Linked DNA regions of Mus musculus: region 1 is linked to region 2. The links are chromatin loops, found by intact Hi-C in ENCODE. Cell type or tissue: heart. All regions are shown on one strand. Each heading gives the region's core, and the rest is flanking DNA. Links, peaks and the distances in the headings are about the cores only.

Region 1 (16,549 bases), core at 3,505-11,504, 53 kb after region 2:
TATTTGACTGCAGAACTAGTAATAAAGTGTAAAGCTCTGAATGGAATGGCTATTTTTCTTTTGAAGCTGTTATTTTTGTTTTAAATGATGCACTTGAAACACCAACTGTTACCATTTCAAAACCAACATTTGATCTTGGAACTAAGTTCAATAGCAAAAGCAACTGTTAGAATACCTAGCTGAATTTTGTATGTGTTATGGAGTAGACTGAAAATAAGTATTTGTTTTTGGAACGTTTAATGGTTCAAAGAATTGGTGAGTTCTGATCTTTGAAAATCTTTTAGAGTCGACGTTACCACTACTTTTATGATAGGGTTATTTTGGACTCCATTTTTCGAAGCTTATCCCATGCTCTCTCTTTGGAGTATTTCCTTATGCTTTCTTTTGAGAAGGGACAAAGATGAAGTGGTCTCTGCTGCTGCAGATGGTGCTGATCAAGTACTAACGTTGCTCTTTAGAGTTATGTCAGTGACTGTACACTAAAAAGAATGAAAACAGACAGTAAAGTCCCATGACAGTGTCCTCTCCCAGCTCTGTCAGATGACACAAAAGTGAAACCAAGTTTAGAGAGGCAGTCAGTAATCAGCATGGTGTGCATCACTTTCATTGGGAGTAAGAGGGAGGTTTGGGAATTGTTAAACTAAATTTTATGCCATAGAGGTTGGTAACATTTTTTTGTTTGTTCGGAGACAGACTGTAGCAGAGCCTGTTTGAAAGCTCAGTATATAATCTGTGCTGTCCTTGATCTTGGGGTCCTCTCGGCTCCGCCTTTATACTGCTGAAATCTTTACTGTTTGTGTCCTCTTTTAACGTCAGGGATTACTCAATGAAAAAGTATATCTTTGCTTTTAAACTTTGTAGCATGTTTGAATATAGTGCTACCTTTATCCGAGTTACATACCTTTTCATGGTTTGTACATTTATGGTATGTTCACATATTTCAAAGGGAGCTTACTTTATATCTCAGCGATGTAAGGATTAACTCACATTGTTAATTGTACTTTTAATAAAAGCCAGCCCTCTGTCTCATTTAGTATCTTTAAAAAATTCACAACACTGACATATGGTCAGGGACTTGGAACCTCAAGGATTCCTTTGGCATAGTTTGAACCCATGTTCAGTATGTTACTATTAGCTCTTTAATAATAACTTTTGTCCTAATGGTGTGGTCTTCAGGAGTTTGTCGGAGCTCTGTAGTGGTGACAGTCACTTCATAACTTCAGCAGCTACTTAAAGTAAAAATTACATAAAGATTACATAAAGAAAAGACTACATAAAGATTACATATTCTCTTTAATCTCCTTCCTTCCTTCCTTCCTTCCTTCCTTCCTTCCTTCCTTCCTTCCTTCCTTCCTTCCTTCCTCTCCCCCCTTTCTGATGCTGCTATATAAAGTATGAACTTCCTTTGCTGCAGTCTAGAATATAGCTTAGCATGATAGTGGTGGGGATTGGGTGTTGACCCTGTGTAATTGATCTGGATGATGTATATTGGAAATAATTAACTTCTGAATTGGCTCTTTAGCCACCTTTAGTGCCTTTTTTTCAGTCTGAATAAAGAAACTAGGCCATTGGTTGTGTTTTATATACATGTATAGTCTTGAGCACTACATTGTTACATTGCCTTTCCATTCATTAAATACCTAAAGCGTACTTTTCACACAATTTGTAATTTTTCAATTTTAATTTACATGCATAAATACAGATCTACTAGGGAAATATGGAAATGTATTATCTGATTGTATATACTGGTCATATTGAAAGCTATTTGTAAATAGCACTTGTGACAGTAGAGTTAATTAGTATTTTACATAAATTACAATGGAAATAGCTTTTTTCTATATATGTCCAGTTGGATGTTAGGCTTTGTATTATGGGTCTTCATGACTAACATTATGATCTTCTGTCCTAGAGACAATAGGTCTTTAATACAGACATAACAAAATTATTCAATATACTTTTTTATTAGATATTTTCTTTATTTACATTTCAAATGCTATCCCTGAAAGTTGCCAAAACCTCCCCCCGCCCTGCTCCCCTACTCACCCACTCCCACTTCTTGGCCCTGGCATTCCCCTTCAATATACTTTTAAAATGAGACTCTTGTTTACTTTTACATAAATGTGACTTTTGAATCTTTTCACCAGAAGACATTTTGAGTGGGAATTTTCTTAAAGTCACGTTGTGTTATGTACCTTCAGCTTCTCTTCCTCCTTTGTCTGGAAGATGTTTGTGTCTTTAATTCATAATGCATTTTCTTAACCCTAATTGTAGGTTGGACAAAATTTCAAAAACAAACAGCAAAAAATGTCTCCTTAGTAACATTAAGTTACAGTGTTACATTCAGAAAAGAAAACTTAATTCTTAGGACACGCTTCTAGAATAAATTATTCTGGTTTTCTCTTTATGTTTTATAGGCTATTTTTCAAGTCAACTATCTTCAAAGATTAGGTTGACTATTAAGATGATTTTGCATTTATGGGGAATAAAGTCTTATATGTAGTGGCAGGATGTTTGGGGCTGTCACTTAAATTACCTACAGAACTGTAGGCCCGTATTGTAATACCTTTCATGTTAATTTGTGGCCTGTTTCTTTTAAGATCGAGATTTCTTAGAATTAATTCTATAGTTTACTTTAACAACTAAGGTTTTCTAAGGATTTTTTTCTGGCTCTTACCAAAAAATTAAGATTAGAAATACAAGTTGCTTTCTGTTTTTCAGTAGACCTGATTTTTGTTTTTATTGTTGGTTTATATGTGAGCATAGTAGAAAAACAAAAGCTATTAGTGTTGCTGCCTTTTCACTTGATTAATACATACTGATTTGCTTGAGTCAGCTTATTCAGCAACAGTAGACTCATATTATCCATAAAGAAATTTCTTCTTTTATTAACCACACATTCAAGGACAGGGCAAGAACTGGAGTACTAGGTATTGGCATCCCACTGCTGTGAATCCTGTGCTGTGCCTTCTAAGTATTCCCTCCTAGCCCTCGGGTCTTTAAAGCAGTACAGCCTGAGAGGAGACAAGAAGGGGCCTTCTTCCGGCCATCTTGACTCCCCTTCTCTTTCCTCTTATTCTGGCTTCAACAACATTTTTTTAGTTCATGGGTTTTAGAAGTTCCTAAGTAGAAATTGGTGTTAACAGTTACAAGTAATTGACTATATGAAAGTAACTCCACCCCACTCCTGGCCCCAGGACACGGGTGTTTGCTACTATTTTTTTTGTGTTTTTTAGAAAGTTTTATCTAAACATTGTTCTAAAGTACTAAAATGACATCTTTAGATGACAGAGATTTGGTTTTCAAAGCATGTCAACAATTCAGTGTAAGCATTTCCAAAGTAAACTTGAAATGAGGGATGGTTTCTTGATAAATTTTATGATCATAGATCAGTGAGCTGTTTTGGTTACATCAAATGGATGTTTGAGAATGCTTTTACACTGTTTTATGATCTGTCATTTAAGACTGAAACCAATGCAAACTTGACTTGAAGTCAGTGCAGCTGTGGTTGTAGAAGAGAAGGAAGGGACCACTCATTTTCCTTCTGAATCTCAAAGCAGTTTATACTAGGCAGTTGGCTTCAGGAAATAGCAATATGTACACTTTGCATGAAGCAAGGGAAGAGAATTAAAGTATTAAACATGAAAGAATTCTTCAAGATCCCTACCCTGTGGAGCAATTGTCATTGAGACGGCATGAAGTCATCAAACATTTCAAAGAGAAACTTCCTTACAAGTAAATGTTACATTATTTAAATGTTCTCCTGGCTTGTGAATAAAACCTACTTACCCTTATTTTTCAAACCAAGTGCATCATAGTAAAGGTGAAGACTGACTGATGACTTTGGCAGCAGAAGGACCACTGAGGATAAAGAAGGGCCAATTGTAGCTTGTTTCCTAAGACTCAGCGTAGTAGTTGGGCAGACAGAAATGCACACAGGATGAAGAGCTGCTGTCGAGGAGGGATGGATTTGGCACCACTTTTAAAACACCTCCTAAATGTAGCACTAATTTTGGTACTTACTTTGATATTTTGACAATTTTGGCTTGAAATCAGGCCGCAGGTTAGTTTAAACATTCCGTCTGTTAGAGAACACATTTTTAAAGGAGCAGGGCGTGCTTGGTGGTGCCACCATTAACAAAGTCAGTGCCACAAGTGCTCAGATTATAAAGGGCTACCCCAAATCTTTGAGATAAGAATTGCCAGACAGAGAAAGAAAAAAGGGGGAAGAGATCTGAGTATTCCAGTGAGCTGATAGCATCGCTAATCATGTATGAGTTGCCATTTTATTTCTGAGTAGTTGCAGATACCTTTAAGTGACCCACTGCTTGGCTTCTGAATCATGAGGGAATACAGTAAAGGAAGAACTCAGCAAATCAGAGTCAAAACCTAGATGCCAGTGCATTCTTGTTAAGATGGGCTGCTATTTATTGGGCAAATGAGTTGATTTCCAAGAACACATAAGACATGAAGGAAGTCCACACCCAAAAGTAAACGAGAATCCTTCAGCTGAATCAACATGATATATTGGATCAGAAAGAATCAGGTTACATGCTGGCTACTAGGAATGAGAGACTTATACTTAGATTTTTTTTTTTTAAGTCAAATACCCCAGTTTTCTGTACGCTCTCACCTCTTAAATTGTGATTGAGCTCTCACACCTGACTGGGTCTTTTTATGTGCTTTGTTCTATGGTATTTTTGTACAGTGGGCTACCAGTTTTCATGACTGCCTTGTGTCCTCATTCCTATTCCCCACCAGCGTCTTTTGTCATTTCTTATTAGAGAGGAGAGTCGCTTGATGTAAAAGTTATGGTATCATGGAATGCTCCTTGGGAACTTGCTCTGTGTTGAACTGTTGCGTTCATGGAAAATAGGAACAGTGTCTGAACATTAAACATTTTCACTTGATACTAAGGTTTTAAAACAAATCACCTTTCTCCCCCCTTTCAGGTTTATGGTCGGCTGTGGGAGATGTGATGACTGGTTTCATGGAGACTGTGTTGGATTAAGTCTTTCTCAAGCACAGCAAATGGGAGAGGAAGACAAAGAATATGTTTGTGTAAGGTGCTGTGCTGAAGAAGATAAAAAGACTGACATACTAGACACAGAGATTTTTGAAGCCCAAGCTCCCATCGAAGCCCACAGCGAAGATAAAAGGATGGAGTGTGGAAAGCTGACATCATCGAAGCACGCAGTCACTGACGATAAACACAGACACTCAGATGACCCTGGGAAGCACAAGGTCAAAATTTTAAAACGGGTAAGGTTTCCAGACAGTACATTTGTTATTTCAAGAGCTTTGTATGGACCTAAATGATACTCAGAAATTTCTCTGTCATGTCTATTACAGTGTACGTTATTACTTTAGCATAAAAAATGAGTTGAATTTAAGGCTTGGGGAGGAGGGGACCAATTCTGTTGAAAAGTGAGGACTTTGACATACGCATTTTTTTGGTGTGTGCTGTTCCTGAGCTGTAGGTTTATATTTGAATCTTTGTTGTACAATATTTATGTGGCTATGTGGCCTAAGTATAAATTATGCTTACTAAGTACATTTTTAATCTAAATATTTACTGAATGTTTAACTGTTTTGCACTTTTTAAGAATTAAAAAGAATAATTATAGCTTTTGCTCTCATTTGCTTGGAAGTCACTTCTTCCACTTTCCCTGTTGAACTGTGGACTTCTAAAAGTTTGTTTTCCATGATCTGGCATTCTATATATATTTTTTTATAACTTACCTAGCATTAATTTATGTGCCTTGGTGTGAGGGTATCAGATCCTTTGAAAAGCTAAAGTTACAAAAGGTTGTGAGCTGCCATGTGCGCTGGGAAGAGCAGACAGTGCTTTTAACCAGGGAACCATCTCTCCAGTCCCCCTGACCTGGCATTTTAAACCACCTCCTAAAAGTATTTTCTAAACAAAATTTAAAATATTTTGTGTTTAGAAGAAGGAAAATAGAAAAAATGCATTATTCTCTTCAATTAAGTTTTCTTTCGTTAGCAGTGACTTTCCTCATCCTTGAATTGTAGCAGAACCCTGAAGAGGAAGTAGCACAGTGTCAATAAATGTGTAAGAATAAGTAAGCACGTTGTCTAAAAAGCAAAGGCAAGACTGATTCACGGGTTGGAGGCTGTATGGAAGCCGTTGGTTTGACCTGGGAAGCACTCCTAGCTGAGAAGAAGCAGTAGCTTGGGCTACTACTGTATTAAAGGATGGTGAGGGAGCACAGCTCTGTTAGAAAGGACTTGAGCTTGTGTTACGCTCCTGAGCATAGCCAGGCTTCCTCCTGTGGCAGGGAAAGTGAGCCAGGGAAGTGCCGGGGCATCTTCTAAAGGCCTCTCTATTTCTCCATTGTTTGCTGAGTCAGATCTTTCATGCACTCCTTTTGTGACTAGTCTTGGTTGAGCTCCATCTTGATAAACCTTTGTGACATTCAACATTTTTGTCTGACAAGATGTTTGGAGATCTTGATTAACATCAAGTTAATTGTTGATATTGCTGAGTGCTATATTACCATTTTGCAGTATGTTCTCTGAAAACTAATATATTTCATTAACTGTTGGTCATTACATTTGGTATATAGTTTCTTGTCTATTTGGAAATACATTGCTTTTTGGCTGAACTGTGTCTTAGCTAAAAAGATGTTCTAAAATGTTACCATTGTTAATGTTGTCGGAAATCATAGAAGCTGTTCTGTTTATAGATTCATGTGGCGTGCCATCATTGCTTGGTATTCTTTTGTAATACCCCCACCCTTTTTATTTTGTTTTTAATTTTTGAGACAGAGTACTGGCTGTCCTGGAACTCACTCTGAAAACCAGGTTGGCCTTAAACTCAGAGATGTGCCTGCCTCCGCCTCCTCAGTGCTGGGACTATGCACATACTCCACCACACCTGGCTGATGGTGAACTCTTGACTCTTTAGGTTAATCTGGTGGTAATTTATGCTGCCTTCTTTTCACATATGATTTTCTATCATTACATTTCTCTGTTGTAATATTTACTGCATTTCCGTGTGTGGTAGGAATGAAATTATCAGACCTGTAACAGTAAAACATGCTTCTGGGGATGGAGAGATGGCTGAGCAGTTAAGAGTACTGGTTGTTCTTTCAGAGGACCCAGGTGAAATTCCTAGTGTTCACAGCATAGCTCACAGGTATCTGGTATCTGCAACTCCAGGTCTAGGGGTGACAGTTAGTCCTCCACAGGCACTGCGCATGCATATAGTGCACTTATATGCATATATAGAAATAAAAAATAAGTCTTAAAAAACACCCCACCAGATTTCTACTCTTAATATTACGTCTAGTTAGGAAACTAAAAAATAAGTGAAAAATGAGAGCATTCTAAAGTTTCCATGTTACCTTGATCTTGGTCTGTAAATGGTTATTCTCCCTATGTTTTTAGATAAGTGTGATATGATTAATTTCTCTCTGAGAAGTAGCAGGTACATTGATGGTACCCATGGGAGTTAAAATTGCCTTTGACATCCTGGGAACATAACTGGTACCTGTGCTGAAGTTAATGAGCCTTGTTTGTTCTTTAGGAGTACATAGGCAAATGCAGGTGCTCACTTGTCCGCAGTTCCTTCCTCCTTCATATTTACAGCCAACTAAGGTCCTTACAGCCTGATCTCCGTTCTGTTTTCCTCTTTCATAGGATATTATGTATTTTATACAAAATAGATGGTTAACAATAGAATCTTGTGGTTTTTAATGATGGTAACTTATTTTTGTGTACATGTGTTTTTAAGATTTATTTATTTTATATTCGTGAGTACACTTTAGCTGTCTTCAGATACACCAGAAGAGGTTATCAGATCCCATGACAGATGGTTGTGAGCCACCATGTGGTTGCTGGGAATTGAACTCAAGACTTTAGAAGAGCAGTCAGTGCTCTTAACTGCTGAGCCATCTCTCCAGCCAATCCATATGTATGTGTGTGTGTGTGTGTATATATATATATGTATGTATGTATGTATGTATATATATATATATATATATATCTTACAGAAGTTTGGATTGAAAATGTTTAGTCTCTTACAGGTTGTAATGTTAACTAGATTTAATTTTTTTTCACTTACATATTATTGAGGTTTGTCTTAAATAGTAAGTAGTTTTTGTTTTAATGAAACAATACTACTGTATTTTTCAGGAGTCTGGTGAGGGAAAAACTTCCTCTGACAGTAGAGATAATGAAATTAAAAAATGGCAGCTAGCCCCTCTTCGCAAGTTGAGCCAACCACATTTACCTCGGAGATCATCAGAAGAAAAAAGTGAAAAAATAGCAAAGGAATCTACAGCTCTTGCCTCTACAGGAGAGAGAGTGGCGAGATCAGGTAGGGAGACTGCTGGAGATTATGTACTTGTATTTACTATTACAGAAGGTTGGTATATCTTGGGAATACTTTGAAAACAAAAACAAAAAAAACGTGAGTGCGTACACTTTATGACTCTAGAACCACTCTTGATCACAGGAGATTTTAGGTAGCACTCTGCACCAGGACTGTCTGAATAATGAACTCTGGGCTCTGGCATTATTTCTAAATACTTAGTCTGCATGGATTTCAACTTAGATCATGTATTATAGAGAAAGTATCTTTTAAAACAGTTTAATGAGTTTAGCTGCTTTTTACAATTAGGTACTCATGAGAAGCAAGAGACAAAAAAGAAGAAAATGGAAAAGGGTGGACCTAATGTGCACCCGCCTGCTGCTACTTCCAAGCCTTCTGCAGATCAGATCAGACAGAGTGTCCGACATTCTCTCAAAGATATTCTTATGAAAAGGTAACATGTTGTTATGCCAGTGGTCGAATAGCATGGGCTTTTCATGTATTTGAAAATAATTGAATTGAAACACAGGGCCCCCAATGGTGGAGCTAGAGAAAGCACCCAAGGAGCTGAAGGGATCTGCAACCCTATAGGAGGAACAACAATATGAACTAACCAGTATCCCCAGAGCTCGTGTCTCTAGCTGCATATGTAGCAGAGGATGGCCTAGTCCGCCATCATTGAGAGGAGAGGCCCTTGGTCTTGCAAACTTCATATGCCCCAGTAATGGGAAATGCCAGGGCCAAGAAGTGGGAGAGGGTGGGTAGGGAAGCAGGGCGGGAGGAGGGTATAAGGGACTTTCCGGATAGCATTTGAAATGTAAATGAGGAAAATGCCTAATAAAAAACTGTTTAATTCAAAACAAAACAAAACAGAGAAAAAGAATTGTTTTCATTTTAAGACTTACAGATTCAAACCTGAAGATCCCAGAGGAAAAGGCAGCAAAGGTTGCCACAAAAATTGAAAAAGAACTTTTCTCTTTTTTTCGGGACACGGATGCCAAGTATAAGAATAAATATAGAAGCTTGATGTTTAATCTAAAAGATCCTAAAAACAATGTAAGTAATTTATTTTGTCCAAGTTTTCTTAAACTTACTTAATTTTGTAAGTGTGTGCATGTGTATGTATGGGCATGCACATACTGTGGTTCTTTATCAGAGGACAGCTTTGACGAGTCATTTCTCTCTCGAGTGTCTGCAGACAGTTATACCTTGGTCATCTGGTGTACTGGGCGGCAAGTGCCTTACCCACGGAGCCATCCCACTCCTCCTGTAACGCTATGCATGCCATGGTCTGAACCGCAGTCTAGGACTTTAATGAAATAGCCCTTTCTAATAGGTTCCGAATGGGAGTGAGAGGGTCAGTTTGGCTCTGGGTTAGACTCCACAAATATGTCCTGCAAGAGGTCCTCAGTCTGAGTGCCTCCGCGAACAGCTGTGGTGATGTCTGTAGATGTCAGTCACATTGTGAGGCTGTGGAGCATCCCAGGGGAGCCCACACAGCATTCTCTCTGTGGTCGGTTTGCTTGGACTACTAGGGATTAAATTTAGCTGGGCCTCACAGCACACAGTTTGCTCTCTGCAGCTGAGCTCCTTCTGAGAGCGTCAGTTCTCATTGACAGGGAAGGGATGTAGCTGGGGATGACTTTAAGTTTCTCTTTCTTCTACCTCCAACTCGTGAGTGCCAGGATTGCAGGCCTGAGGCCCAATCTCCACACACTTGTCTCTGGGACTCAAACCCAGAGCTGCCGCATGCTGAGCAGGCACTTTACCGACTGAGTTGCCTGTGCAGCCCCAGAACATGACATGAGTAAGCTCCCGACTTAGGGATCCTAGACAGCAGTGAGGGGTGTTGAGTCTGTTGAGCAATGTGTTTGGATAGATGTGCATTTTCTTCTCGTCACTATCTCTTGCATAACACAGTTAAATGAGTAAAACAATTTACTCTAAACTATTCTTCAAAATCTATGTTAAGCCTAAGCATTTGTTATTTAAACCTGTAAGTAGAACTATGCTCACTCAAAACGTCACATTTTGTTGTAAACTAAAAAAGATCCAAGCCTGACAACATGAGCTTTGCATCAGAGCTTTCTAGGGAATCTGTGACAGAAAGATCACCTAAGCTGCGAATTCCCAGGCAGCCTGAACAGCAGAGTGAGACTCTGTCCTTTCCCTGGAAAAGTATTTTAAAATATTTTTACCAAATTAAATAGAACTTTATTAAAAATATATTTTAACTGTGGATTAAACATTATTGCTCTCTTACTTATATCTTGGGATTTCTTGTTGGAGACTTAGAAAAAATCCACAAGGTGTGTGTGTATTTGTATTTGTGTGTGTGTATGAGTTCACATAGAAAGTTCTGTACTGCATATGCTAAGCAAAAATTATGCAGTGAGCTCTTTCAGTGTTCCAAATATAAATAAATATAAATATGATTATTTTGTGTGTTATATTTATGTAGGTGCATTGAGAAATTTTGCTAAAGATGATTCTCAATTATAGAATTAAATTAAATGTATTTGTGTAAAAGTTTGCACATTAGTGATGTAAGTTTGCATATTAATATTTGCTACAAAATAGTCATATCTCAAAAATAATGCATTTCAACAGCAGACCAAAAATACTGAGGAAAAATTGCATATGTACTAAAGATGTATAGGCTTATTTTTCTGGTTATCACTCCCTATGTAATGTGTGTAACAGAGATGTACACAGTTTGGTTTTTTTTTTTTTTTTGGTTTTTGGTTTCTTTTTTGCTTTTTTTTCAGTTTTTCGAGACAGGGTTTCTCTGTGTAGCCCTGGATGTCCTGGGACTCACTCTGTAGACCAGGCTAGCCTCGAACTCAGAAATCCGCCTGCTTCTGCCTCCTCCCTAGTGCTGGGATTAAAGGCATGCGCACCACACCCAGCAAAGAAATCTTTTTTTTTTTTTCCTTTTTCCAGACAGGGTTTCTCTGTGTAGCTCTGGTTGTTCTGGAACTCACTTTGTAGACCAGGCTGGCCTTGAACTCAGAAATCCGCCTGCCTCTACCTCTCAAGTGCAGGGATTAAAGGCGTGTGCCACCACACCCAACTCACAGTTTTTAACATATTAAGAAAATATAGGGGCTGGAGAGATGGCTCAGCGGTTAAGAGCACTGACTGCTCTTATGAAGGTCCTGAGTTCAAATCCCAGCAACCACATGGTGGCTTACAACCATCTGTAATGACATCTGACGTCCTCTACTGAATGTATTTACATATTAACAATAAATAAATCATAGCCGGGCGTGGTTGTGCACGCCCTTAATCCCAGCATTCAGGAGGCAGAGGCAGGCAGATTTCTGAGTTCGAGGCCAGCCTGATCTACAAAGCGAGTTCCAGGACAGCCAGGGCTATACAGAGAAACCCTGTCTCGAAAAAACAACAACAAAAAAAGAAAATATAGAGACAGTTTAAACTATAATCACATGACAGTGTTGCTGCAGCAAGAAAAAGCCATCATTAGGTGATTTTGGGATTGCGTACACATCAGAGTGTATTTACATAGACAAAGGCAGCTAAGTCCCCTTCTTTATCACTAAGTAGTAAATTTTAAATGTGTATCATTGTTTGCATGGACTACTGTTGACTGGAATGTTACATCACATGTCAGCTGTGAATGGAATGGGGTGTGTTAAGTTATATGATAATAATAGTACATAGTTTTTATTGGCAATTTAAACATCAAAGATTTAGAATTTGGGCTGAATTCATGGGAACTATTAGGGGCAGTGTAATTGATTGAAGTATTTTAAAATATGCTAACAGCTGTTGAAGAAAAAATCTACGTTGTATAGTCTGTCATGGACCTAGAACTATATATTATATAAACTAATATAAACTATAACAAATATATAATAATATATAATGAAATAAAATATATAAACTGTATAAACTATAATCTAGAAATGTTTCTCAGTACTCAAATGAAGATTGCTTTTCCTTGCAGTTAGTTCTTTGCTGTGGTCTCTACTCAAGCCTGCCATGATTCAAATGTAAAAATCTTAAGAAAACAGAAAAACAGAGGCACCACTACATTGATTAAAAAGCTCTTTTAGTCAGCGCCTTTCCAGAAGTGGTGTGGTTATTATAATTTGTCCTGAGGCAGACTTGAAAGAGTTTTTTGGACAGATGTATAGTGGTTTCATTGCACTTGCTTTTTCATGTTCATTTTTACATGGATTTTCTGGTTTAGGGAATGGGTGGGTGGGCGGCCAGAAGCTTAACAGAATATCACTGTGTAACTGTCCTTGAATTTCATCCTCCTGCCTCAGTCTCAAGGTTGACTGCTGGGATTACAGGAATGGCCACTACACTGGCATCAAATAGAATTTTATATAGAATGTGTTTTATGTTTTACTCTTCCACACTATAAAGCTGCTAGGCTGTATGTACTAGGTTAAATTACATATTCATAAACCAGGCTTTAAAGTGGCTTCAAAGTTAAAGTTTGTTTATTGGAAGTTCACATGTTACAGCTCTTTTTTGTTTCTAAATGTTTGTGTCTCCTTTTCATTTTACAATCCTGTAGATATTATTTAAGAAAGTTCTAAAAGGAGAAGTAACCCCTGATCATCTTATAAGAATGAGCCCAGAAGAACTAGCCTCCAAAGAGCTGGCTGCGTGGAGACGAAGGGAGAACAGACACGTAAGGACACCTAACTTTGTCTTCCGCTTGCCTGTCAGTACAGAGTGCAAGGAAAAGAGGCCTTCTCTTCCCTCACTTCCTAGTCTCTGCTCCACCCCTTCTCTTCTCTCCTCTCCTCCCCCTCCCCTCCCCCTCACCCCACCCGATCTGGCTGGGCCAGGTGATTCTCTTTCTTCAATATTCTAAGTTGCTGAGACTACTGGCATGTATCACTTCACTCTTTTTTTATTTTTTTTTAAGATATAGTTATTTTATGTATGAGTGTATTTCCTGTATATATGTACTTCATGTACCTGTAGTATCAAAAGAGGGCATATGTCTTTGGGTTTCTCTTGCTGTGCTGCAACCCCAGGGCCAAAGCTACGTCGGGAGGAAAGAGTTTCTTGGGTTTATATATCCTGAATCATAACCCATTGAGGGAAGCTAAGACATGAGCTCAGACAGGGCAGGAGCCAATGCAGAGGCCATGGAGGGGAGCTGCTTCCTGGCTTGCTCTTGTGTCCCTAACAGTGAGCTGGGCCCTCTCCCATTGATCACTAAGAGAATCCCCTGCAAGCTTGTCAGCCTACAGCCTGATCTTGTAGAAGCATTTTCTCCATTAGGGTCCCCTCCTCTCAGATGACTGTAGAGTGTATCAGATTAATATATAACTAGTCAGCACAGCTTCAGATCTCAGAAAACTAGAGTTACAAACAGTTGTGAACCTCCATGTGGGTCAAGGGAAGTGAGCCAATGGCTTCTGCAAGAACAAGTGCCCTTAACTATGAGCGTCTCCAGCCTCTGCTTCCTAAATTCTTAGATTTTAGTGCCTGTCTTCATCTCTGCAGGGTTTTTCTTTTTTTTGCTAATTACAAGATTGTAGAATTATTTTATGATTTGTTACTTGCAAATCAGAACAATTGGAAAATAAGCATTAACCAACCTGTGCTTTCTATAAGCAGTTTCAATGCATTATGAACATTTTAATGAATCAGATTGTTCAATTCTAAAACTTTGTAAAACTTTTCGGAATCTACTAGAAGATAACCTGACTTGTCATATATAAGTATGCATAGAAATATTGTTATGTTTATGTGGTATTGTCTCAGATTAAACTGGAGTGTTGTAATTTGTATATTGTACGAAATTTTTAAAATAAAAATTTCTCAAAGTCACAGGTGCCAAAAGTTTTCAGTTGGGATTTATCCTTGCAGTACCTTTAATGTCAATCTTTAAAGATTAACTAAGAACTCTGCTCATCCAGTCATTCATTCATTCGAGGAAAGAGCTCACTGTATAGCCCAGGCTGCAGTCTCCTTGCTCCCACTCTCCCTGAGTGATAGATAAATGGCCACTTGTGCCACCATGCCTAGCAAGTTTGAGGGAATGATGATTTTGAGCATTTGTTTTCAGGTCTAGCCATTAGCTGCCCATTTTAGGAAATAATGAGTATGTATGGTTTTTATTGGCCTGCATAATATACAGGATTCTTTTGTTCATGGTGCTTGTTTGTGGCTTAGACATTAACCTTCCCTGGGCTGTGCTTGAGGTGGTCTGAGGGTCGAGAGGCCTTCATGCAGTGTATCAGACTTTTTTTTTTTTGCTTTGATGTTATATAATCTTGCCTCCTCTGTATTTCGAAACTAATGTTCATATCGTCTTTCTGTCTACACCCCAAGTCTCCCAAGTCTGCATGCACTCGCCTTACCTGAGATTTGAAACTGGATGCATTTGCTTTGGAGACCATGTTTTTCTTTTCTTTGTATGGTAAAGACCCTTTACCCACTGAACAATCCCACTAGTTCTATTTGACCCTTTTAATGGATGTTTTACAACCAACAAATGAGATGAATGGACAGACCTTTTCAGTCCTTATTGTTCTTTGCTCTAGTGCACACATGCACATGCAGGCGCACACATACACACATGCCCTGCTCTCTCTCATATTCTTGTTATACTTGCTAACTTTCATAGGTTGTTGCTGAGTTTCTTTCTTTTAATTGCCAGTGTTAACTAAAAAGGTCCAGGAGAAGTGAGTTGTCTTGTTTTTTGTTTGTTTTATAATCATTGACTAAGTTAGTATTGGAGGGATACACTAGACCATCAGATGAAGCACATGAGTCAAGTTCATTCTTGGTTCCTTGCAAGCTGATTTCAAGTATAAATACTGTGTTTCTCACTCTGAGCATTGCCTCTTGGTTGCCTCCTTGCCGAGGGTTAATGTGAGCCTCTCATGGCTGAGATATAGAGTTAATTCTTAAGATCTGTCCATACTTCTCAGCTCCTATTGGTATTTTATATCAGAGAAAAACTAAAAGTCAATTAAAATTCTTTCGGTTAAATTCTCATAAATTAAGGCACATACTTTAAATGTTTCCTTAAAATATTTTCTGTTAGACCATAGAGATGATTGAGAAGGAACAGAGAGAAGTGGAAAGACGACCAATCACGAAAATAACTCACAAAGGTGAGATAGAAATCGAGAGTGACGCCCCGATGAAGGAGCAGGAAGCAGCCATCGAGATCCAGGTAGGAGCAGATCTGACCTATGTGGTCTGCAGCTCCAAATACGAAGGTGGACAAAAGCTTTTCTCATGCTCTTAAAGCAGAACTTTGTTTTAAAGTAGTGAGCTTTAAAGTAGCCTGTTTTACTGGGTTAGTTCTTAAGAGCTTAGTGCACATTGTCTGCATTGTAGGTGCCTGTTAAAAGCTTGTTAGAATCCTGGGGGTATTTGATATAGTAATTCCTTGGTGCTTTGTTTTTGTTTTGTTTTTGTCGTTCTTTGGTTTTGGTTTTGGTTTTAAGGTGTGTATTGTAGAAAGGTAGAGAGAGAGAGAGAATAATAGAGAAGTAGAGGCTGGCCATGGCCATGTGGAGAGGGGAAAGGGAGTGGGGAGAGAGGCGGCAAGCGGGAAGCAAGAGAAAAGAGACAAGAGAGGAAGAGGGGAGTGAGCGAGAGAGAGCTCCTTGGTGCTTTGTAAATAGTGCAGTTTGAGAACCGTTGCGGCTTTCCTTTAATTATATTAAGATGTCTTTTTCTCTTGTATAATAGAAAAATGAGAAATAAGTAGATCAGGGTGGAGACAGTCTACTTCAGGGTTCCTTGTTTTCAAAAACCAGTGGAAAAAATGACTTGAAGTTTCATTAGAAGCTTTAAAAAATGAGTTGTTTTGAGTTTTTACTTTAAGTAACAATACTAAGTATTATTTTTTTTAAGAAAGTAAAAACAACTTTTTGAATGTAATGGCTTGACTTTGACAAATTAACAACTTGATTTTTAAAATTGCTGCCAAAATTTATCGGTTAAAATTCATTTTTATTTTCACTTCTGTTAGGAACCGTCAGCTAATAAGTCAATGGAGAAGCCAGATGTGTCTGAGAAACAAAAAGAAGAGGTTGACTCCACATCTAAAGACACCACTAGTCAACACAGACAGCATCTCTTTGACCTGAACTGCAAAATATGCATAGGTTGGGAGTCTTGCTAGCTCTGGTGCTGTGCTTACTGCTTAAGGGGTATAGTTTAGCACTCAGGTTTGTAGTCAGGATAGGTTTTACTCTCCGGTTT
Region 2 (16,549 bases), core at 5,338-13,337:
GGATCATCTGCCTCTGTATTTGTCAGGCTCTGTCAGAGCCTCTCAGGGGACAGCTATATCAGGCTCCTGTCAGCAAGCACTTCTTGGCATCCACAATAGTGTCTGGGTTTGATGCTTGTATATAGGATGGATCCCTAGGTGGGGCAGTCTCTGGATGGCCTTTCCTTCAGTCTCTGCTCCACACTTTGTTTCCATATCTCCGCCCATGGGTATTTTGTCCCCCACCCACCTTTGTCTCTTTATTTTTATGTATATGAGTACACTGTCACTGTCTTCTGACACACTGGAAGAGGGTATTAGATCCCAGACAGATGGTTGTGAGCCACCATGTGGATGCTGGGAATTGAACTCAGGACCTCTGGAAGTACAGCTAGTGACTTTCACAGCTGAGTCATCTCTCTAGCCCTGCCCCAATCAGCTTTAACATACAGAAATTTGACCTTAGATCAGTGCTACCATTTTAAGAACAAACATTTCTTCTGACACCTTTATGGTAAATGAAGGTAGAGAGGGAAGATGTGTGTTGGGATGGGGGGTGGGGGTGGGGCGGGGAGGCGCGGATAACTGCAAATATCACATAGGGAGTAACAATATTCAATATTGTTGTTTCCACATGGAGCATTACTGTTTCTCATGAACACAAAGTCTGCTTGTGTTATTCTGCTTCGTTTCTCAATGGTCTCTCTCTCTCCCCCACCTCTGTGGGGGGGGGGGGGGAGGGGGAGTGGGCGTTGTGGTGATAACCAGATTGAGTTATCATGTTTCTTAGACCTACCCACACTGTCCATTCTTGAGGTTCCCTTCTGGATTGCTTTGGTTTATGTCAATGTGACACAAGCTAGAGTTATTTGGCAAGGCAAACTCTCATTTGAAAAACTGTCCCCATAAGATGGCTTGCTGGCACGTATTAGTTCACTTTCGTAGGGTGAACAGGGTGGGGAGTGCAGGGGTTCAGTCTATTGTAGTGGAGTCACTCCTGGGCTGTTGGTTCTGGGTGCTACAAGAAAGCTGGCCGAGCAAGCCTTGAGTGAGCAAGCCAGGGAACAGATTCATCAATGACCTCTCCTTCAGTTCCTGACTTCCGGTTCCTGCTCTGAGTTCCTGCCCTGGCTTCCCTCCACACTGAATTGTCATCTGACAGTTATGAGCTTAAATAAACCTCTTGATCTTTTCCCAAGTTGCTCTTGCAATAGAGACCCTAACTCAGGCAGGCACCAACAAAACAATACTGGCAATTGCTACCACTGACTATGTTCTGTAGAAACAGGAAAATGCTACCTCCCCTTTCTACACCATCTCTAGCCTTCTGGGAACTAGAGGAGCAGTGTGTTGCATCTTCATACTTAATGAAGTCTTTCAATAAACATAGACCGGGGTATCTGCCTATCTAACATTGGGACAAAATTCTATTATACTGTTCAGCCTCCACTCTTTGAAATACAGTAGATGATTTTTCCTAGAAGCTGAAGTCCTTTAATAAAGTAAATCCATTATTGCCGGGCAGTGGTGGCGCATGCCTTTAATCCCAGCACTTGGGAGGCAGAGGCAGGTGGATTTCTGAGTTCAAGGCCAGCCTGTTCTACAGAGTGAATTCCAGGACAGCCAGGGTGACACAGAGAAACCCTGTCTCGGAAAAAGATAAAAAAAACAAACAAAAAAAAAAAAACAAAAAACAAAAACAAAAAAAAACTAAATCCATTATTGACAAATGTAGGTCATCAAGACAAGAAATGGCTTTTGAATTTTGTGGATCCATGTGTCAAAATAGGTTCTTGGGATAAAAGCTTAAACAAAAATCCATGATCTGTGCTGTTTTAAAGTGTACATCTTGGGCTGGAGAGATGGTTCAGCAGTTTAGATCATTAGTGCTCTTTGAGAGGTCCTGAGTACAATTCCTAGCAACCACATGGTGGCTCACAAGCATCTGTAATGGGATCTGATACTCAATTCTGGTGTGTTTGGAGCCAGCTACAGTGTGCCTGTATAAATAAGTAATTCTTTAATGTGTACAGCTATATCGATTGATCATTGGTTGTTTGTATGTGGGTTGTGGGGGCAGATATACAACAGCCTATGTGTCCAGGTCAGAGGATAACTTCTGTATGTCTGTTCTCTCCTTCTACCACGTGAGTCCCAGGAATCAAACACGGGTTATTAGGCTTGGTGGGAAATATCTGCTAAGTCAATTCACTGGCCGTAACATTTACAAATTATAAGAGAATAAGATGATTAAATAATTCATTTACACCTGATTAGTTAAGTAATTACAAGTAGACAGCACTAGGAAAAAGCTGAAGGGTGCCCAAGAAAATCCAGATATTAGTGGCTTTTCTCAACACCTTGACTAGATACCTATCAGAGACAACTCAAGATTTCTTTCGGCTAAAGGTTTTGGAGGACTCATGTCAATCCTGGGAGAGAAGTCAGAGAGTGAAAACAACTGAAGTCTATAGCAGCGGCAGCCTGATGCAGTTGATTACAGTCTAAGTGTTCGCTGACAGACTTCCTAGAGAAAAACAACCTAGGCTTTCTCACCCCCAGAAGGGCACCTAAGGCAGACACCAAAGTAACAATTGCACCAGTGTTCAATAATCTGATAACCATTTTATTGGTGATACAGGAGTATGGGTAGGAGTAGGGAGAACTCAAAAGGAGCCACACTATCCAAAAGCTCACGCCAACACAGTTCTCTACACATTGACTTATCCTTTATCTCTGTAGTTGGAATGGTCAGAGTGTCTACCCCTAACAACTATTTATTCCTTTTTATAGTATAGGATCAGGGACCTCAAGAATCTTCCAAGTTAGTTCTGGGTATGGTGGCAAATGCCACTCACTACAACTCTTTAGCCCATGGGACATATTTCGGACTGGCTGTAACACTCAGCATGTTGATGTGAAGTGGGGATTTATGGTTTCTTTGGAGACTTGGTTGTGTCATATGATGTTTTTCTGGAAATTTTTTTGCTGAAGCAGACTCGTGGGAAGATATTTTGCTGAGAACAGACACATGGTGTCTTTCTGGAAGCTTCCTAGAAAAAGGATATGAGATGTTTTGCTAGATCGGATGGAGGCTTGAGGGAACACTTGATGTTTGAAAAGGGTGTAAATATAATCCAACAGACAGTGGACAATGCTATGTGGACTTGGTTCGCCTTGCCACTCTGCTGATCATCATTTGTTGGAACTTCGTAGAGATGAACACTCCAAAAAATTTTCTGGAGGCAGCTTCTTGTAGCTTCGGAGGACTCTGATTGGCAGAATTTCTGGGTTTCTTCTGGATCAAACTGCCGTTGCTGATGTATAAATGATGTTTGCAAGTGGATTGAGCTGCTGCTGATTCATGTGAACGAAACTGTTGATATCCTGGCAATACAGATTGGATTTTGTACTGCAAAAACTATGTCTAAACAGGGTCCCAGTTTCCTTTTCCCTATTAACCTTTCCTTTCCACTACCTCTGGTGGGTGGTGGGCTAGAAGGAAGATTAAAGCATTTCAGTACCTTTATTAAAAGTAGGTTTTAAGAAATGTAAGCCTACAGTGACGTATGCTTACAATCCTATTACTTGGGAAGCCAAGGCAGGAGGATTAGTAGATTAAGACCAGCCTGGGTTACACTGAGGGAATCTGCCACAAAACAAACAGTTCTATTATTGATCTACTGTGAAAATGAAGGCAACTTAGCTGGCGATCCTTTACTGACACAACCAGGGACTGGTGAATAGACACTGGCCCTCTTCTTCAAGCTCCTTTTTATAGTACATCACAAAAGTAGGAACTTTTTTTTTTTTTTTTTAGTTTTTAGATTCTCCTTTCCAAGATATAAACAGGAGGGGTATCTTGCCTAGCATCACATGTCATGTACCCAACCGGGTAAGAAGTAAGCACTTAGGCCATCTTATGACACATCCTCTTTTGCTACTCCTATAGTTTGAATCTCAGATACTCCTACCCCAATGTTCAATTGGTAGTGGCACTTGGTTGCCATCTGAGGGGTTTTGGCTAAATGCCTAGATTCTGATAACTCTGATCTAAGGACATTGATTAATCCCTTGGTAGACTTATAATATGATGACATTATTAGGAGGTGGTCTAGGTATTGGCTTTTGAAATAGTATTTGAATGAACTATGCATGGACAGCCCAGGTTGTGTTCATCACCCTGAGAAGTTAATCCTCTAGCCCTCATTTTGTGGCTGTCATGCCTACAAGGTGTATGTTTTCCTGCTGCACATGGACAGATTTCCTTATACATTACCTCTTTTCTTTTGCACTATCTTGGGAAATGGAAAGCTGAAAAGACCAATCCTGAAAGACCAATCCTACTAGCTTTGACTACCACATTGAGTTTGGAGCCTACTGTGGTAGAGAATGCTTAGCTGCAACCCCAGGTCTCTGGAGGCCGAGACAGTAGGACATTGAGCTTGAGGCTATAGAGAGCTACCTTACAGTAGGATCCTCAAAAAGAAAACACAGAGAAATAAGATGGAGAAATTTATTAGTTTGAACCTTACATTTTGGGAAACTATGGAGAGTTTAAGTAGGAGGAAATAATATCATTGAGGCTGTCACAGAGGGACATTATAAAAATACTTCACTAAAAATGATTTATTTTTATGGTAACTGTGATGGTTATTCTTGGTTGTCAACTATATCTGGAATTAGCTAAAACCCAAGTTTCTGTTTTCACCTGTGAGGAATTTTTGATTGAATTATTTGAAGTGAGAAGGCCCACCCTAAATCTGGATTTTTTTTCAAATTACTTAATTTATTGCTGGAATTTTATAAATACACATGTATCATTTTATTCTGCTGCCCTAAATGAAATTAAAGTCTCATTTATGGTCTCCCGTGAGTTACATATTTTGTGCTTTTATTATCAGTGGAGAAACTTTTGAAATTGAAGACTGTTAAAGACTTATACTTGGGGCTGGAGGGATGGCTCAGCGGTTAAGAGCACTGGCTGCTCTTCCAGCGGTCCTGAGTTCAATTCCCAGGAACCACATGGTGGCTCAGAACCATCTGTAATGGAATCCGATGTCCTCTTCTGATGTGTCTGAAGACAGCTATAATGTACTCATAATAAATAAATAAATCTAAAAAAAAAAGACTTATACTTACTTTTTTTTTTCAATTTTTTTATTATATATTTTCTTCATTTACATTTCAAATGCTATCCCGAAAGTCCCCTATACCCTCCCCCCACCCCGCCCTGCTCCCCTACCCACCCACTCCCACTTCTTGGCCCTGGCGTTCCCCTGTACTGGGGCATGTAAAGTTTGCAAGACCAAGGGGCCTCTCTTCCCAATGATGGCTGACTAGGCCATCTTCTGCTACATATGCAGCTAGAGACACGAGCTCTGGGGGGTACTGGTTAGTTCATATTGTTGTTCCACCTATCGAGTTGCAGACCCCTTCAGCTCCTTGGGTACTTTCCCTAGCACCTCCATTGGGGGCCCTGTGTTCCATCCTATAGATGACTCTGAGCATCCACTTCTGTATTTGCCAGGCACTGGCATAGCCTCACAAGAGACAGCTATATCAGGGTCCTTTCAGCAAAACTAAATCTGGATCTTTTGAGGTAGGAATATCCACCTTAAGTTTCACTACACCTTCTGATGGTAGCCTGTATAAAGCACCTGGAAGAAGGAAATATCTGCTCTTTGCCTGCTTGTCCTTGCTATTTCTGGCCAGTCCATTCCTTCATTGGTATTAGAGCCCACTTCAGAATTCCTGAAGATACAGAAGAGCAGCTGAGACATCCAGCCTTGTGGACTGGAGAACTACTAGATTCTCAGACTTTTAGTTGGTTACAGACATTGCTGGATTAGCTGGACCACAGCCTGCCAGCCATTCTAATAAACCCCATCAATATTTCCCTCCTCCCCCTATTTTCATTCCATTAGTTTCATTCTATTCAATTTCTCTGGAGAACCCTGACTAACAAGGTGGCAATATGTACAATTTAGATAGCAAATCTTTTACAATGTCTGAAACACACCAAATTTTCTGCTACTTTTTTTTTTTACCTTTGAGGGCAGCCTCACCATCATACTCTGAGAATGTTCCATAAATGATGCAGGCTGAAGAAAACATGTCTTTTGTGTCAACTGATGTCATACCAGGCTGCATATAATTGTTGACTGCTCATCCTTCCCACTCTTCTGAGTTCCTTCAGGGCAGAAATAACTGTGTCCATTCCTCATGTACTTAGTGGGATAGATAAACATGTGAGCCAATTAAGGAAGCTGTGGGTGTGTGGGGAGAGTGGCACAGAGGAGATGGCCTTACAATTGTAGTCTTTAAAAGGTTCCTACTGCTTACAAAGGACTGGGGTAGAGGGAGGCTTACTTTATCTGATCTTGCCTTACTAGCTACTCTCTGCTGACCACTGGTATGTGATGGCAATTATCCATTCCTGAATAGGGAGGGCACTTCCTTTTATCCATGAATCATGTGGAAGGCTCACCTGGCTAGCCATGCTTGGAAGGAAAGTCAATATGGGAGAAAGCCTGTCAGGATACAGTGTTCTGGGTGAGACTGTGATGTTCAATGGTTATCTCACTAAAAAAGTTCTAGATAATTTATGCCTCTGTTTTCATCTCATGTTGGAACATAAAAATACTTAAACCTTTTCTAAACTAACATGACAGTGTGTATCTTCAAAATGGTTTCCACAGAAAATTTTACTACACAAATGTTGTACTTTATTTTTTAAAATACTTGATTACGTTGACTTATGTTGCAGGGTAGGTGTGTGGGCCATGATATAGGTGTGGAGGCCAGTGGCCAATTGCAGGAATTGGCTTTCTTCGATTATATCAGATTTCAACCTTCAAAATGGCATGACCCTTTAACACAGTTCCTTGTGCTGTGGTGACCCCTAACCATAAAATTATTTTTTTAAAAAATATTTATTTATGTATTATATGTAAGTACACTGAAGCTGTCTTCAGACACTCCAGAAGAGAGCATCAGATTTCGTTATAGATGGTTGTGAGCCACCATGTGGTTGCTGGGATTTGAATTCAGGACCTTTGGAAGAGCAGTCGGCAATCTTAACCGCTGAGCCATCTCACCAGCCCCATAAAATTATTTTTGTTGCTACTTTATAACTGTAATTTTGCTACTGTTAAGAATCATAATGTAAATAGTTTTGGAGATAGAGGTTTGTCAAAAAGTTGCAACCTACAGGTTGAGAACCCCTGGTCTACCATATGGACCCCAGGGTTTGAACTCAGGTGGTCAGGCTTGGTGCCTTTCTTGCTGAGCCATCTGTAGCCAGCTCCAAATGCCCAATTATGTTTATGATTTGTATATTCTCAGACCAGAGTGGCACCATCTGGAGGTGTGGCCTGGTTGGAATAGGTGTGTCATTGTCAGTGTGGGCTTAAGACTCTCACCCCAGTTGCCTGGAAGTCAGTCTTCCACTAGCAGCCTTTGATGAAGACATAGAACTCTCAGCTCTGCCTGTGCCTTGACAGCCTGGATGCTGCCATGCTCCCACCTTGATGATAATGGACTGAACCTCTGAACCTGTAAGCCAGCCCCAATTAAATGTTTTTTTATAAGACTTGCCTTGGTCATGGTGTCTTTTCACAGCAGTAAAACCCTGACTAAGACACATCCTAAGTTAAAACTGCTGGGTTTGGCCTGTGGTGGCGCATACCTTTAATCCCAGCACTCAGAAGGCAGAGGCAGGTGGATTTCTGAGTTCGAGGCCAGCCTGGTCTACAAAGTGAGTTTCAGGACAGCCAGGACTATACAGAGAAACCTTGTCTCGGAAAAACCAAACCAAACAAACAAACTGCTGGGTTTGAAGGTATAAAGCCTGAACCATCTCCAATTTGACCTTTTGAATAGTCCTGAGTGATGGGTACACCCAGTGCAGGGAGACACTGGAAGGTGCCAGCTGTTGTCCCAGAGAGAGTGTCCAAGTGGCACAATGCCAACAGAGACTACAGGATCTAGCACCTGTGACATGATGCTTCTGTGTTATGGCACCAAGACATTGGAAAATTGACAACCGTGTTCTGAGTCCCCAACCTTGCCTAGCCTCCTTGTGAACCATGATCCTTTTGTCCTAAGAGTGCCTTGGTCAGAGGCCAGCAACAAGAGGTCACCCTAGAATGAGAGCCTTAATGGCTGGAGGACCAGCAAGGGTCACACCCACAAACTGTGATGCAAAACTCTGGCCCCCAGAGGCCCCAGGGATCTCCAGAATTTAAGGCAGGACATCAAACAGGACAGCCAACAGGGACTTGTAGGGGCTTGTTCTATCTATGGCAACAATGGTGTTTCAGACAAACATAATCTTTTGCCTAAGGCTGGGCAAGCCTAGTCCCTTGTCTGCTGCTCAGCTGTTCAAGAAAGAGCAGATGAGCCCCCAGGGCTGCTTGGGTTGGCAATCAAGACTGATTTGGGCATTTGTATTATATACTGTCTTCCTTGGCTTTATTTTAATTGGACTTTGTTTTGCAAGGTCCAAATTGTGGCATTTTCCCATAATTTTCGGTCAACTATAAATACACACTATTAGTTTTGTGTTCTACTAAATTCATGTCTTAAGTTAGACTTTAATGCTACTCGTATCATCTGATATTAGCCATTAAGTGTTTTAAAGGACCCGTGGGTGGTTATTGCCATTAATAACCCAGGACTCCTTTCTTTTGTAACCCATGACATGGGTAAAAGACAAAATACTCTTAAAAAAGAAGAAAAGCCTAGTAGTGGACAAATGTGGATTTGGGTACCTGATTGAAAAAAAAAAGATACAAATACCATGTTTATATCAAAGATGCTGAGGTTTTTTTGTTTTGTTTTTGTTTGTTGGGTTTTTTTTTGTTGTTGTTTGGATCAGAAATCTTTGATAGGTGAATGTGACTAAGCTATGACTGGTATTTTTATCTTCATTTTGTGTTTTGTCCTGAATTTATTAAGATTTGTCTGAAGAGATGTTTTTTGTCAATTCTTAAATCCTACCTCCTACCCCCCTTTAACAAGAGTTAGAATATTTTACTTTTTGCAATTCCTTACCAAACAATTCAAGTCAAAGTTTCTGATTATTCATTTCTATTTTTCTTTCTTACACACACACACACACACACACACACACCCGCATTTAAAACGACCGTGAAATAAAGACGTGTGGTTTAGATACTTACAGCAGGAGATGACATTCTAGAACTGCAGCTGACTGAGGACAACATAAGCTTCTTTGTAGATGTTTGCTATTAGCTACGAACTTACCAGAAGACAGAGAAGGTAAAGAGCAGGTCAACACATGCCTGTGGCTTGTTCTACCTCATGCTGATCTTACTATGCAAAGCATACTCGCTGTGAGGTTTAACCTAACAAAGTTTTTTTTTTTTTAAAGGAAGAGTTCAGACCTCAGGGTAAGGTGCTCCGCAAGTGCTGAAAACGTTGTAATTGTCTTTGCAGACTGAAGACTCAATCGTGGTCTTTAAGGGGCTCGTTTTGGTTACAGTGACCTACGACAGGCAACAGTTAAACCATAACACTTAACTGAAGGCTGGGATCGGGTAAACAAAACTGTTGTGGACTCCGTGTTTGCTCTCTGGATTTCAACACACTACTGAAGGACTCCAGGGGTTTTACCTTATAGTTGTGTCTATTGATACATTGGAAACTTAAGAAAAAAACATTTAAGAGATAACAAAAAGTAACCCTAAGTGCTATTGTCTGTCACAGATGCTATGATAGATCCTACTACAATGTATCAAGGCTGTTTGAAAACTTGAAGTGTATTTAACCGGTTCTCTGCAAGAAACTTTGACTCATTATGGTCAGAGGAATAAGGTATTTCTGGAAGGTAACATCTTGCAGGGGTCGTCCAAGGACTGCAGATCGTATTTTGAAGATTGCTTACCAAGAATTTTTTCCTTTTTTCTTTTCTTTTTTTTTTTGGTATTCAGGAATGTTTCTCTTTTAGAGACAGGGTGTGTCACTATGTAGCCTTGGCTGGCCTAGAACTCTTGAAGATCTGAATGCCTCTGCCTCTCCAGCACTGTGATGAACCACGCCTATCCCCCCAGGAACGTTTTCTTGAACCAGGCATTTGGAATTCTGAGACCATCCCAGCTAGTGGGCTGCAGGGTGGGGGCAGCGGCACCCGGAATACTCAGGCCTAACGGTTCCATTTTCATCTGACACCCAGTAAGTACAAGCACTAACGGGTCCGCTCTGCCTTGTCTGTTTTCCAGCTACTCCGCGTAGCAACCAGCGTGTGTTCCCCGCTCGGCCGCAGAGGCCTGGCAGAGCCTCGCGGGCGGCTGCGCGCAGGCTCTAGCGCGCAGGCGCGGCGCACGCTGCCCCAGCCCCCGGAACGGTAAACAGTGGCGTCACGTGACGCGGCCCCGCTCCTGCTCCCGCGCCGCCGCCGCCGCAAGCCGATGGCTGCGGGCTCTCGCGGCGCCGCACAGGCTCCACGAGGCGAGCGACCCCCGGGCTCAGGGAAGCAGCGACTGCAGCTCGGACGGGGAGGGCGGAGCGCAGGCCGGCCGTAGTGTCGTCACCGCGGCGGCGCGGGCCGGGGAGCCCCGAGCCCAGGCAGCAACGCCGACGCCCTGCGCGCACCCCCTCCGCGGCCCCCTCCTCCGCGGCCCCGCGGCCTCCATCTTCCTCTGGCTGCCGGTGGCAGCGCTCGTCTGCGGAGCGGGTGAGTGGCGGCGCCCGCCGCGACGGGCACTCGGTGGCCTCCCTCCCCCCACGCGGGCGGCCCGGGTCCTTTCCCCGCACCCCCACCTCGCGCAGCGGCCGCCTGATATTCCCGGGCCGTTCGGCCTCCCCGGCTCGCCCCGCCCCGCCCCAGCCTGCCCCGCCGTTTGGACCGCGAGCCCGAAGCGGCGGTGACGGCGCGGCCTCCGCGCGATCGCCGGGCCTCGGCTCTCGCCCGCGAGCGTGCCGGGTCTCTGTCGCCGCCGCGCGGGCAGGCGTCGCGGACTACTCCGGGTTCCAAGGCCCCGGGTCTCCGGCGCGGTGGCCGCAGCCCGCTCGCGGAGCCTGGCAGCCGGCCAGGGTCCCCGCCGAGGCCGACCCGCGCCCGAGGCCGGTCCCCGTCCCCGCATCCGGGGTGTCTGAGGCTGCGGATCGCGCGCTTTTGTGCTGGGGACCGGGACTGTGGGCCGGCTCCTTTTGACTAGTTTGAAATGGGAAGCCCGAAGAGTCCTGCTTGCCGACAGGACGTGTAATTTAATGAACCACTAGTCGATAAGTACGTGTTAATGGTGCTAAATAACTGATCATCTGACACCGGGCGGGGGTGGGGTACCCAGGGAGAGGAGAGAGTGTTGTAGCTCGCTCCAGCCAGAGGCTCTGTCCCCCAGGTGCCTCTTCTCCCTGTCTCTGGGTAGCTAAATGAGGTTTCCTAGTTGTTACAATTTGAATGTGTGTTTATTATTGCTATTGAGTAACCATTAGTAGAGCGCCGTTGCGGTTTGAGGGAGGTAGCAGTGCTTTAATGTCGGCCCGATGTTAGTCTTCATTCTTCCGACAGGTCTTTTTAAAAAAGGATCGAACAATCTAGACTTGCCCCACATTATGAATTTTGTTACCTTATTTTACACTAAAAAAAAAAACAAAAACTGATCACAGCAAATTGTACTGCTGTATTTAGTTCGTATTTTGCCATCAAACTTTGTCTTGTGTTTTCAATTTCCAAACCAACATCTCGGTTCCTGCCTTCTTAAAAATTCTTGTGTTTGGCATTTTGAAAACGTAGGTTACATTTAGTTGTTAAAAAGACAGATGAAACAGGAAGTGTTCTGTTGTAGCATCCTTATGTTTTTAATTTATAGTGCTATTTCAGAGCACAGAAGATGTTGAGAGAAAAACCAGTTATTTCAAACAGCAGTCCTTAGCATCTGACATACTTAGGTGGTAGTTTTTCTTCCCACTGTTTTCTTTGCCCGCCATTTGTATTCACAATAATTCTTAACTCCTCTTTGTCATTTCATGACCACTTACTTGCATGTGAGAACTCTAGTTTTCAATGACAACAGAATTGAGGAACCTTTGCTCTGATGAAGCCACAGAGATAATTCATTAGCAGCAGAAAGACTTGTTGCATAGGCGAAATGCGCCATTTAAAATGAATTAAGACCGGAAATTTTAAGTTTTATTTTTATAGTTGTGCCAGTGACCTGTCAAGAGGACAAGTGGCTCGTTGGTAGGGCTGAAGTTTTCTCCTGCCTGTTGTACACTTTATTGGTGTTTCCTGAAGAGCGTGTGTGGTGTAATTGGTTAGAGTGCTCATGCTTCCTAGTGGAAGAACAGTGTGCTTACCTAATGCACCACATTAGTTATATATGGGTAAGCTTCTTAGGTACATTTGTATGCTGTATATTTTCATATGCCATAAGAAAAAACTGGCCTATAAATGTAGGTAGGAATTAAGTTAGATTAAGAATTTTAGGCCAGAGAAGTTGAAACTATTTTAGCTAAAGCTACATTATTAAAATTTTAAACTTATATTCTGTTTTAGAATCAGCGAAGTGAAGAAAAGTTTGAGAGCTTTTGGTCTGTATATTATTGGCAAAAGTTGGAAGGCAGCAAGTGACAGTTCATTATCCAATCATAAAATCCTATTAAGAGTTTAGATTTTTGGAGAATCATACATATACACAGGTGTATACATAGGGAGACACAGACACTCACACAAACATGCACATGTACACAAATGTACACATTGAATTTGATGTCAGAAAGTTTGAAAGCATTATATTGGAGGGCTCTGCTGTGAGCCTTTATCATTGGGGAGAGCAGCTGCCTTGGTCCAGGGGAGAAAGTGAACTTGCAAACAAACAAACAAAAAAACAAAAGCAACAACAACAAAAAGCAAAAATAAAATGGAGAAGAGGAAGGCCAGTTTTCAGGTAGGAAAATAATAACTCACACTTGTGCAGACAGCATTGTATTTACACTGCTATGTTCATATATATGGCTGAGGATAGCTATAAATGGGATCCAGCACAGATACAAACTGAGAGAGAGAGAGAAAGAGAGAGAGAGAGAGAGAGAGAGAGAGAGATAGTTTAGATGTTTATTTTTATTGAGATATTTAGAAAACTTCTTTATTAATTAAAAGCAGGCCTACATTTTTGTTTCAGGTGTCAAAATAGGTAATAACTGGATTCCTTGGCAAGGTCATACAGTGTTTCTTTTCTGATGCATTTTGCTTTCTTTTCTTTTTTCTTTTTGTTTGTTCTTTTCTTTTTCTTTTTGTTACAGTGTTTTTCTTTGTAGCTGTGGAGGTCCTGGAACTCTGCAGACCAGGCTGACATCACAGAGATCCACCTGCCTCTATTGAGCACGCTGGGAGTAATTGTTGCTTGATTACATGTACTAGGGGATAGCAGAGCACTGGTTTGATTAAAAGTATCTGAAACCAAGCAGCTCTGACCAAAAAACAGGATTTAAAGACATTAGAGAAGCAATCAGTGTATTAAAATTTAAGGAGGCAAGTCAAGTGTTAGGAAAACATTGTATGAATTGCCAAGTACCATACATTATGTTTAGACAATTTTTTTTTGTTAGAGATAAGTATTATTTAAAACAGTATCTCACTACATAGCCTTGGCTGGCCTGAAGTACAGTGTATAGAGTGGTGGGCTCAAACTCAGAGATCTGCCTGTATTGGTGGGCACCTCCATACTTCAGGAATTACATTTTTGATCATTTGCACTGTGAAGAAAAGCTCTAAGAAAATAGTTGAGACTTAAATATTGCCCAGAAGTTTTCATCTGTTGACATAATCACATATATCAGACAGTTTTGAATGGCATGATAGATGACATAGACAGGCTAAGCATAATACTGTAATTGGTATTAGTGTGGGTGGACATGTGAAACCAAGGAGTAGGGAGAAAATACATTCAGAACTTCAGCTGGGAAGTTTACTTTCCTCCAGACGATGTGTGCATATGCACTGAGTGTAGCCATACTACTTTTTATGTGTATAGTGTGGCAAAGTACATACTTCCTGCTTTATTTTTAAAGAAAAGTGGGGTATTTGCTTAGCAATTTTACAGATTTTGTTGTGTTATTAAAGTTATAGAAACAATGTTTTATGTAAGGAGAGTGCATAAAATAAAATGTAGAAGTGCTGGCTCAGAAATCATGCTGCCTGTATTGTATTTTGAGGATATTGGGTATGTGAGCTTTGGAAAATTACATAACCATTTGAGTTTGAATTGCTCTTCTATAGAAGAGACATACTAATTGTACCCACTTTACAGACTCTGATATTTAAGTGCTAAGTGTATGTTGGTCTGGCTGTTAGTACCCATTCTATGACGGTACTTCTGCACTTAATTCAAACTTGTACTGCTGTTGAATGCTATGTAAAAGATGAAATGATGGTAAAATTTAAAAAGAACTTTTTCCTTTTACTGCTTTTGACTGGTCCAGTTCTGATTTTGCCAGGTTCGGCTTCTGCCTGCTAGTTCTTTCTCTAAGTTCATAGGTCTGCTTTAGTCTTTGGGGTCCTCATAGGCAGAGTGGCATTTATCTGTTTTTTTGGGTAAATTCACACAGACTTAATCGTCATGTTTCCCTTTATGAGGTTTTGCTGGTAGATTCTAATTCATATAACTGAAACAGAATTTGAAGTTTGTAGAGCAGTTACTTATAGGATTGTACCTAAATATTTCAGTTTTCTTTGACTATTCTAGAAGGATAACCTAGTATTTATCTATAGATTTTTTAAAAATTTAAAATAATTTAAATTTGTGTGGGTGCTTTGTCTGCATATGTGCCTGCTTCCTACAGAGGCCAAAAGAGAGTCTCAGTTCCCCTGGGACTTGAGTTACAGTTCTAAGCAAGGATGTGGGTGCTGGGAATTGGACGTGGGTCCTGTGTAAGGAATAGCAGCCAACTCTACCTCCTTATCCATGATGTTTTTATATCACTCCTTAAGAAATGACCTTAATGTCATTCAAGTGAGTTTAAAACTCTTCTGTGCTTACACTGAAGACTAGGTGTAACTTGGAGGCTGTAGCGCCTTTCTTATAAAGCGATAATAATGACAGTAGTTCCTGCCTAATAGTGTGATTGTGAGGAGTAGATAGCACCGTGCCATGGACGACTTCTTCCAGCTCTCTGGATAGTAAATAGTTGGCAGTAGGATAGATAGGTCAGTGTAGTAAATCTTGAATGGGCTATTTCTCAAGGCTCAGTTTTTTGCTCCAATGTTTACTCTAGCAAGCACTTTTATCTTTGCTAATAAATTGGGATTATAATATATTGCTGTAAATGAACGGCTTTAGAGGAGCATTTCGTGGCTCATATTGTCTGTTGGCCCCCAGCCCTTGCAATGTGGACTTGTGTGAGGGCATTATAGTGTATTTATTAGATACTTGTGGAACCCTTTCTAACTGTTATGACAGTAAAGGTATCTGAGCATGGCCAAATGTTCTTTGGGTGGGTATAATTGAGAATTAAGAATAATTAAGAATAATTTGTTCCTTATGACCCATACCTGGAGTACCTAGTGTAGGGAGGCAGAGGCAGAAGGGTTAACTGAGGCCAGCCTGGGCTTCAAGAGCCTGTCTCCTACTCACAGTGTGGGAAGAGGTCTGAAGCCTGTGCGGCTTGACAGTAAATTAGGATACAGTACAGTTTATAGTCTGCTAAGGCCATAGTACTTTTTCTACAGCTGCCTGGTAGAAATTTGTTCTCACTAAGCATGCCTGATCAAATTGCTTGATTTCAAGTTTAAATCAAATTTAAATAGTTAAAACTATTATGTCAGAGCTGGAAAGCATCAAGGATGATCCCTTTCTAGGGTTTTGCTTTATTCTAAGTCTTTGCCTGGATCACCCTTATACAGAATTGGTCACTACTTCTCTTTAGGTTTGCAGTAAAATGTTATTTTCATAGTAAGACCTTCACTATCATATATATAAAATGCTCCTTTCCAATTAGTATTACCATGTTTAAATTTTTTCAAAAGTTCTATAATGTCCTTGTGGTTTACTTTTCTATTGCTATGATAAAATACCGTGACCATAGCAACTTATAACAGAAAACAATTGACGGGTCTTATGAGTCCATGATGGCAGAAAAAGACATGACTGCAGGAGCCCTGAGAGCTGACAGCTTGATCCAAAAGCAGGAGGCAGGACAGGACTGGAGAGTGAGAGGGAATAACTAGGAATGGCTTGAGCTTTTGGAACCTGAGCGCCCACCACCAGTGACCCCTCCTTCAGCGAGGCCACACCTAATCACGATCTAACAGAGGACCAAGTATTCAAGCACTCCATTCAGTGGGGGCCATTCTCATTTAAACAGCCGCTGAATGGAGTGGATAGTTTTTGTTTGTTCATGCTACCTCTTACATGTGTGCATGGACATGTGTAGTCTGCATGAGACTGCTGAAGCTCATTCTGTAGTCTCTAGTCTCTCTTTTTGAGGCTTTTTTTGTTTTAATAGATGGGTCTCTTCCCAGGCTGGCTAGCCAAAGCTAGCCTTGAGCTCTGCCCTTCTACTTCCCTTCAGTGCTGGAATTACAGTCATATCCCCAAACCCAGCT

What was found. Peaks named below come from ENCODE experiments on the same cell type or tissue, not always from the same donor. Only the 100,000 strongest peaks of a DNase experiment are listed, where the experiment ranks them.
Region 1: it touches region 2 in a loop (2.4-fold over the local background); 7 of 42 quality-filtered maps call a loop at or near these places.

What each region holds. Positions count from the first base shown.
Region 1 is chr1:30,812,920-30,829,468 of GRCm38, reverse strand. It overlaps Phf3 (PHD finger protein 3), which reads left to right. Exons shown (of 15, transcript NM_001081080.1): 4 at 4,950-5,259; 5 at 8,155-8,338; 6 at 8,642-8,786; 7 at 9,232-9,388; 8 at 12,885-13,001; 9 at 15,378-15,509; 10 at 16,317-16,452. Among named protein-coding and RNA genes, the nearest start is that of Phf3, 42 kb to the left of the region's middle. In heart, for the core only: no CTCF peak of the experiment used is centred there; no DNase peak of the experiment used is centred there; H3K27ac peaks cover 1,681 bases.
Region 2 is chr1:30,867,707-30,884,255 of GRCm38, reverse strand. It overlaps a transcript of Phf3 not described here and Gm7256. Among named protein-coding and RNA genes, the nearest start is that of Phf3, 13 kb to the right of the region's middle. In heart, for the core only: no CTCF peak of the experiment used is centred there; DNase peaks (open chromatin) are centred at 10,295, 10,585 and 11,135; H3K4me3 peaks cover 2,791 bases; H3K27ac peaks cover 2,577 bases.